2 separate regions of the Homo sapiens genome follow, and region 1 is linked to region 2. A link is a contact called in ENCODE Hi-C data. All regions are on one chromosome and are shown on one strand. Each heading gives the region's core, a stretch centred on a gene start or an enhancer-like site at or near the end of the contact. The rest is flanking DNA. Distances are from core to core; before and after follow the strand shown.

What was found. Hi-C counts contacts between places; a loop is a spot of excess contacts on that map. Pooled maps may share reads with other maps.
Region 1: a loop to region 2 is called in a pooled map, with 16 times the contacts of the local background. The contact joins the promoter of IFT70A here to the promoter of DNAJC10 in region 2. A Hi-C loop is called at or near these places in 5 of 50 pooled maps.

The regions. Positions count from the first base shown.
Region 1 is chr2:177,617,164-177,621,825 of GRCh38, reverse strand. IFT70A (intraflagellar transport 70A) reads left to right here and starts at 3,084. Exons shown (of 1, transcript NM_152275.4): 1 at 3,084-4,662. The coding sequence starts at 3,125. It overlaps IFT70A-AS1 (IFT70A antisense RNA 1), which reads right to left. Exons shown (of 3, transcript NR_198966.1): 2 at 4,306-4,525; 3 at 2,588-3,538. RefSeq lists an enhancer at 2,782-3,011.
Region 2 is chr2:182,714,166-182,718,279 of GRCh38, reverse strand. It overlaps DNAJC10 (DnaJ heat shock protein family (Hsp40) member C10), which reads right to left and starts at 2,023. Exons shown (of 24, transcript NM_018981.4): 1 at 1,797-2,023; 2 at 1,208-1,264; 3 at 1-339. The coding sequence starts at 193. LOC101929976 (a long non-coding RNA gene) reads left to right here and starts at 3,670. Exons shown (of 7, transcript XR_427200.3): 1 at 3,670-4,114. It also overlaps a transcript of PDE1A not described here. RefSeq lists a silencer at 1,631-1,790 and enhancers at 1,352-1,956, 2,301-2,370, 2,391-2,540.

The sequences.
Region 1 (4,662 bases), core at 1,835-4,334, 5.1 Mb after region 2:
TGGCAGGCAGAACATAAGTATGCTAAGAACCAAGCATCATGCTTTTTGTTCCTATCTATTTCGCCTAAATGAAACTCTTCTACGTGATAAACATGTCTCCCTTTGTGTAGCAAAATCCACCCTGAGTCCAACTCAAATTTCATCAAACTACAATTCCTTTCTACAAGTCACCAAATCACTTTATTGCAACCACCAAATGCTTTCCTATTAATTGAAATGGTATGATACACTTACTTTTTGATATATCCTCCAGGTTTTCAAGATCCTATTGCAAACAAAATGATGCTTTATGACACTTTATAATATTCCACCCTATTTCATTCTTTCCATAATTTCTATCATTAAACAGCCTTCTCTCACCACCACGCCCAACAAAACTAATCTATTCCCCAACTGCCTATCAGAGACCAGATAAAAGTCAGTCTATCACAGCAGCAGTGATGGTCATGCCAATTTCACAGTGTGATTTGTGCACTCATTTCATTTTGAAAATGACCCTGCCCTCCATCTGTCTAAGCAGAATGTCCTGCTCTTTTCAAGCCAGGCCTCTGGAGCAGCATCACATGAAATAAGGAGGAAGAGACACAGAACGGCCTCCCTCCTGCCCACTTCAGCCACCATGCTCACAGGTACCCACACAAAGAGGAGAACCCCAACTGAATCCTGGTAGGGATCCCAGAAATTTGGAGGAGAATATAGTCCTTTTATTTTCATACATTTTCAAGAAGCCATTTGAAGATGATGTAAATACAACTCTGCAAAACAGAGAGAAAGACTAATGAAGGGCAATTTCCCATTCCCATGTTGTCATCTCACCTTAATTTAATAGCAAATTACCTAAGGTAACAGTACATATATAAGAATTTTAAAATACTGAGCCTTGCGAGGCACAGTGGCTCACACCTGTAATCCCAGCACTTTGGAAGGCCAAAGTGGGAGGGTTGCTTGAGGCCAGGAGTTCGAGATGAGCCTGGGCAACATGGTGAGACCCTATCTCCATTAAAACATTTTTTAAAAAAGATTAGCCAGGCATGGTTGTGCACCTGTAGTCCCAGCTACTCAGGAGGCTGAAGCATGAGGATCACTTAAGCCCAGGAGTTCAAGGCTGCAGTGAACTATGATCATGCCACTGCATGTCAGCCTGAGCAACAGAACAAAGCCCTGTCTCTAAAAAATAAATAAATAAAATACTGAGCCTAAATTCCCAAGGGAGAACCATCAGGCAGCCTGCTGTAAAGAAGTCGATGCACCCCTTCCCCCAATTTATTACTGAGCAGTATCCTCTACCCATGTACCTCCTTGGGCTTAAGACTCTAAAAGGGTGCACCAAGAGATCAGATTGAAAGAAGCCTCAGAATAGAGTTATAGTAATATTCCACAGTTGCTTTCTGTGGGGTCTTAGGTGAGCCAAAGTCCCATTCAATCCTGAAATGGGTGCAGTTTCCCTTTCTTGGAATTGATGCACTGGGAAGCTCCTTGTCTAGTTCCAGCCAAAAAGACCCAACTCTGCCAATTCCTGGCAAGGGAGAAGACTGAGTAAGTACATAAAGTCAGTCATATGATGATATGAGCAATCACACACCTACTAAAAATCTCCTTCCAGTGATACTGGGTAAATACGAACTACACAACTCCAGTAGTCACATCTGCTCACAGCTGGAATCAAGGCCTAGAAGTTCAAAGTTTACTAACTACACAAAGTTAGTTCATTGTTTTAATGGAGAAACAAAGACAATAATATTCCTTATACACACTTAGCACCAAACAATGGGCCCTTACAAACTCACGTACATGAGATACATGGATTGGGTTATTCATCAGTCACTATTTCCTATTGAAATTGGTTATTGGATATCATGGTTCAGCCCCTACCTACCTAGATGTGGCTTTAAACAAACTATTAATTTAATAGTTTGATTTAATTAATGTAATACTTAAATCTTTAAACCTTTCTAGCCCACAGACTTCTTAAACTACAATATGCAGAATGCAGGCTGCTTATTCAAATTAGAAATACTATATGTAAACAGTCTCTAATAGAGGTGCTATATGATATGGTTGACATCGTTATCAACCGTATGATAGCTGTGAAGTTTATATACAGAAAAGATTTATGGGCAGTAACACTATTATGGATGCATACAAAGGATTTGCAGTAATTATGTAGCAAACAACACACTTTTACTTGGATTAGGTTTATATTAGGTGCTAGAGAGACCAATGGATATCATGGGAGATGACAAAAGATACTGATTTCTTATTGGCAGAGACAGTTGGAGGACCACAGCAATGGATACAACCAAGTGTAAACGCCAACATATACTCAGTAATTTTTTTTTTGTCATGGAAAAGGAGAGATACTGCGATCAAAAACAGATCCTCTCCCAGTACCAATTAAGATTCACAGCACTTTTTCCTTATTAACCTCTGGAAACCACCAAAATAAGAAGGATTTCTGTTTGCTGCTGTATTCTGTTCTTACAAACTGTGCCCTCGGGGTAGCATAAGAACCTGCTCTAATTCCAAGGGAATTCAAGGAGTTAACTCCCTTTTGCCATCCCGCTCCTTTTATTAAAAGGTCCTTTTATTGTACTGACGATCTCTACTTTATTAAAAGTAAGCCAAACGCCAGCATTAGTATAGACCACACCAATGCACAAGGCTCAAAATCGCCAGAACATGGTGCCGGAAATCTTCCTCCGATTCGCTAGAGACCGAGGTGGCACAACAGACACAGAGAGTGCCCCTCATCTTTAGGGGGCAGGGAAGGCGAGTGACCGTGCGTCCACACGGGCCGCGAGTCGGGTCGGTGCAACAGGGACTACGCCTCCCAGCATGCAGTGCGGCCACGCCTGCGCAGCGGCGCCACAGGAACGATGCATGCCGGGACCGGGAAGATTCAGTCTCTGAACGGCCCGGAGTAGTCGTCTTTCCCCTTCTGACTGCCGCCACGCTGCAGTCCAGAATATTTGAAGATCAAACCGAACTTGAGAGACTAACGAGAACGGTCCCTTTTTATTCCTAACAGATTCCTTCCGTGGCAAAGTAACCCGTCGTCTTCCGTTTCCGGTTGCCCGGTTGCCCTGTTGCCGTGGTAACCGCACGCATAACAGCCGTGGTGGTTATGGCTGGTCTGAGCGGCGCGCAGATCCCCGACGGGGAGTTTACCGCGCTAGTGTACCGGCTCATCCGCGATGCCCGCTACGCCGAGGCGGTGCAGCTGCTGGGCCGAGAACTGCAGCGGAGCCCCAGGAGCCGTGCCGGCCTGTCGCTGCTAGGCTACTGCTACTACCGCCTGCAGGAGTTCGCGCTGGCGGCCGAGTGCTATGAGCAGCTGGGCCAGCTGCACCCGGAACTGGAGCAGTACCGCCTGTACCAGGCCCAGGCCCTGTACAAGGCCTGCCTTTATCCGGAGGCCACTCGGGTCGCCTTCCTTCTCCTGGATAACCCCGCCTACCACAGCCGGGTCCTCCGCCTGCAAGCTGCCATCAAGTATAGCGAGGGCGATCTGCCAGGGTCCAGGAGCCTGGTGGAGCAGCTGCTGAGTGGGGAAGGGGGAGAAGAAAGTGGAGGCGACAATGAGACCGATGGCCAGGTCAACCTGGGTTGTTTGCTCTACAAGGAGGGACAGTATGAAGCTGCATGCTCCAAGTTTTCTGCCACACTGCAGGCCTCGGGCTACCAGCCTGACCTTTCCTACAACCTGGCTTTGGCCTATTACAGCAGCCGACAGTATGCCTCAGCACTGAAGCATATCGCTGAGATTATTGAGCGTGGCATCCGCCAGCATCCTGAGCTAGGTGTGGGCATGACCACCGAGGGCTTTGATGTTCGCAGTGTTGGCAACACCTTAGTTCTCCATCAGACTGCTCTGGTGGAAGCCTTCAACCTTAAGGCAGCCATAGAATACCAACTGAGAAACTATGAGGTAGCTCAAGAAACCCTCACCGACATGCCACCCAGGGCAGAGGAAGAGTTGGACCCTGTGACCCTGCACAACCAGGCACTAATGAACATGGATGCCAGGCCTACAGAAGGGTTTGAAAAGCTACAGTTTTTGCTCCAACAGAATCCCTTTCCTCCAGAGACTTTTGGCAACCTGTTGCTGCTCTACTGTAAATATGAGTATTTTGACCTGGCAGCAGATGTCCTGGCAGAAAATGCCCATTTGACGTATAAGTTCCTCACACCCTATCTCTATGACTTCTTAGATGCCCTGATCACTTGCCAGACAGCTCCTGAAGAGGCTTTCATTAAGCTTGATGGGCTAGCAGGGATGCTGACTGAGCAGCTTCGGAGACTCACCAAGCAAGTACAGGAAGCAAGACACAACAGAGATGATGAAGCTATCAAAAAGGCAGTGAATGAATATGATGAAACCATGGAGAAATACATTCCTGTGTTGATGGCTCAGGCAAAAATCTACTGGAATCTTGAAAATTATCCAATGGTGGAAAAGGTCTTCCGCAAATCTGTGGAATTCTGTAACGACCATGATGTGTGGAAGTTGAATGTGGCTCATGTTCTGTTCATGCAGGAAAACAAATACAAAGAAGCCATTGGTTTCTATGAACCCATAGTCAAGAAGCATTATGATAACATCCTGAATGTCAGTGCTATTGTACTGGCTAATCTCTGTGTTTCCTATATTATGACAAGTCA
Region 2 (4,114 bases), core at 774-3,273:
CAGGATGTAACTTCAATGCCAATTTCTTGAAAGCTTGTCTTATTTCTCTACTGCTTGCAGTTTTGGACACTCCAAGTAAACTGTAAAAATCCTGATCTGTGCCCACTAAAATGGCCATATACACTATCAGAAAACAGAGAATGATCCTTTTCAAGTCTCTGATATAGTCATCTTTATTTAACCAGACTCCCATTCTCTTTCTTATGCAAGTTCTGATTTAAGTGAACATTAAGATTCACTGCTGGTTCCAGTTGATGTAATATGCAAATTTGAGAACTTCTGTCTACATTACTTCAAGGGTGAATCAAGCATCACAAATCTGTCCCCAAAAATATTAATCTAAGAAAGAAAAGCAGGCAGTTAAAATACATTTTGAACTAAACAATAATAGCACAATTTATTTATCACAGAACATGGTCAGCAATACAATCTCCATTAAATGGCAAATCAGTGTGAATGCCCCAGGTTCTATTTTTCACTCTTTCTACATCCATGTAGCTAGATTTGTGAAATCACTGAAGATAGCAGAAAAAAGGTCATGAGTGGTAGTAAGTAGCTTGCACACACACCCTCAGCAATTTATACACTGAGAAAAGACCTCTGACGAGCATCAGAACACAAAGGTGGCAATGAGCTACAGGTGCTTCCTCTTTCTACCCAGTTATAGCGTTGCCTGTAATACCTCTTCCTTTTAGCTACTTCTTTACCTCCTAAAGCTGTCTAATTTTCATTTTCAGCAGAATTCACTTGTAGGAAATGTCCTTGGGAGGGACTAGAAGGAAACATAGGGTTTTTTACTTCTCATATAACCCTACCAGAAATGACAGTGAAATATATTGTTATAATAGACAATCTACACAGCAGTCGATCTTCTTCCCGGAGTTTCCTCAGAAGGTGCTTATACTGAATTTAAGTAGAGGCCATTTTTTAAAAATAGTAGAAAAACAATTGTAAGTTACCAGTGTAATTTTATTGCAAAGTTCATGTTTGGTGTAAGTAGAAACAAAACACAAAAAGAGAAGGGAATCGGTTATTTAGACATACTCTCTGCAGGGCAAAAACAATCATTACTTCATCATATCACATTTCAACCACTATATTTTAGTTCCAAAGAGATCGTAATGCTTTGAAAAATCTAACGCTCCTCGCACCTCATTTCTGTTTTTCATTTAATCCTAAATGTATATTTAAAAATTTTTCTCTTTACCTGTGAATGGTCTTCAGCTCATTTCTAATACTTCCTTTTCATTCCACAAAAATATACCTTTGAAAAATATAATGATGTAGAGATTAACAAGTATCCAAACAAGAAAACAACCATCAGAAAAAGAGAGGGCATAGTCTCAATCAACACTTTGGGATAAGATGTTTCTCGCCCAGGGGTTGTTCTCAGCGTGGGTGTGGCCGAACTGCCCGTGGCCCGAGCTACCGGGCAGGTGGAAGCGCCAGGTAAATGCAAGGCGCAAGCTTTCGCATTGCCATCACTGCAGAGTGGGAGAGGGGAGAGGGGTAAAGATGAAGACACGGGGGAACAGGGCTGTTAAGTGTTGCTGGTGTCTGAAGTCTCAGGTCGGACTTAGGGAGAAAGTGTAAGTAACTGAGAGGGAATCGCTGGGCAGAGGAAGGGTGGTGTGAATAACAGGGAGGAGGAAGGTGGGGAGCGAGAACACAATATCCAGGTCTTAAGAGCGCACAGGAAGGGAGGTTCAGGCGCTCAGCCATTCCGCCCCTCCCTGACCGGAGGGCCCAGGCCACCACCGGCTCCAGCAAAGCCCTAGCCCCGGGCCCATGCCCACCTTGCCATCGCGGGGTCGCTTCCTGTAGCTACTCCCCCATCCTCAAACCCTGGCGGCGGACCCCGCCTGGCCGAGCCCAAGCACCGCGTGCAGGAGAGAAGCACACGCACTCTCCGACGGCCCAGCCGCGGCGCACGGGATTGGTGAGGTGCAGCCACACCGGCGACTACCAGCGCGCGGCCGGTACCGGTAGGTTCCTCACGCGCCGGTCTCCACGGCGAGCCGGGGCGGGGCCTGGCGCGGAGCATTGTGGGAAAGGCGTGGAGGACGCTGCCTGGGGAGACCCGCTGCGGGCCCAGCGGGCGCTGCGGCGGTGGGGTGGAGAGGGCGGTGTAGGTTTAGGTTGACGTGGCGGTGTGCGCGGGATCCGGCTCCGGCTCCGGCTCCAACCCGGAGCTGAGGGAACTGCCCTGGCCAAGCAGCCCGCGCCCCCTCACCAATGCGGCCGGCGCCTGCCGCGGGCGGGGAGGGTGGATGGCGAAGCCCGCCTCTTCCTGCTTCCGTTGCCAGGGTGACGGGGAAACCCAGAGGGTGGGTTTTGGGGTTGAGTTCCCTGAGAGTCTTTTAAAGGGAAGACGGAGCTTTGGAGGATTTGTCTGGGTGATGGGTGGGTGAGACCGAAAGGCGAAATTTGGCGGAGAAAGGAGAAGTTGCCTGAAGCGACACTGATTGCAGTATCAGGCTAGCGGACTGAAGAGGCAGTAGGAAACTTGAAGGAAATTAAAACATTTACAATTTTGTGTAAGCGTGTGTATCAACAAGCATTTGAGACTTCTACAATATTTTCTGGATTCTGAGTCATACAAGCTAGAAACTGGGGAGTTATCGTTGTTCTCTCTTACCTTGATCTCCTACTGCTATGGTACAGGAACTGCATTTTGTCCCACAGCAATATAACAATTGAAGTGGTTATATTTACTACATTTTCTATATTTAAAAGAGAAAACCGAGCCTAGAGGATACCTGCTTATAACATCAACCCTAACATGAAATAAGTTGTGATTGGTAACAGTTTCGGGGAGTAAATCAAGTGTCAGCTTCTAAAAACTTGGAAAACTACACAGGATCTATGGCTAAGCTAATACTTGGTAGGAAAGAAGAGGAAGTAGAATGAACAAAGGCAAACATTAGAAGCAGCCTGATGTAATAGTAGTTAATATGTCTCAGGAACTGGTCTAAGCACACATGTAGTAACTCATTTAGTCCTCCAAATAATCTTACAAGATAGTGGCTCCTATATCTATTTCCCATTTGAGGAAACTGAGGCAAATATTTGAGAGCTAGGATTCACATCTAAGCAACCTGGCTTCAGAGACTATGATGTTAAGCATTATGACACAGTGTGTAACCATTTTGTTACACACTGTAACAAAATCTTAAAGTAAATTGAAAAACAAACAGAAAACTGGAAGATGAAGCAGGGACCAGATCACAGACAGGTTTTTATACCAAGATGAAGACATAGATTTCTATCTCTTAGGTGATGAGGAAGCTTTTAAAAAAGAGACTGAGATTGTATTTTAGATCATCCTGGCAGCTATTGGAGAGAGGATGCAAAGCATACAAAACTGGAGAAAGAACAGGAGAATGTTAGACAAATAGGGTAAATGCTTTAAGAGGTGGTGGGCCGGGTGTGGTGGCTCACGCTTGTAATCGCAGAACTTTGAGGGGCTGAGGCGGGTGGATCACTTGAGGTCAAGAGGTCGAGACCAGCCTGGCCAACGTGGTGAAATCCCATCTCTACTAAAAATACAAAAATAAGCCGGGCATGGTGGCACACCCCTATAATCCCAGCTACTCGGGAGTCAAGAGAATCGCTTGAACCCGGGAGACAGAGGTTGCAGTGAGCCAAGATCACACCACTGCACACCAGCCTGGGTACAGAGCAAGACTCTGTCTTGGGGGAAAAAAAAAAGTAAGAGATGGTGATTGGTTGGATATGGGAGATAAAGGAAAGATTTAAGTTTAACTTCTGACTTCTTATGGCTGAATACTACCCACTGAATGAAGATCTGTTTAGGGAAAAGATAAAGGGTTCTGACTTGGACATATCTAGTTCAAGGTTCCTAGATCATATCTTAGTGAATATACCCTGCATAAAACTCATGGGTAATGTCTAGATTGGAGAAAAAATAGGAGAAAAATCATCAGATCACCCAAAGAAAGTGTGCAGAATAAGTAAAGTTGTGGACCAAGGATTAAAACCTTGGGGAATTCTAACATCAAGAATGAAAGCACACACGGAAAAAGAATCTAAGCTTCATGAAGGTGGATTTTTGTTCATTTTATTTACTGTTATGGCTCCAGCTGTTCTTACT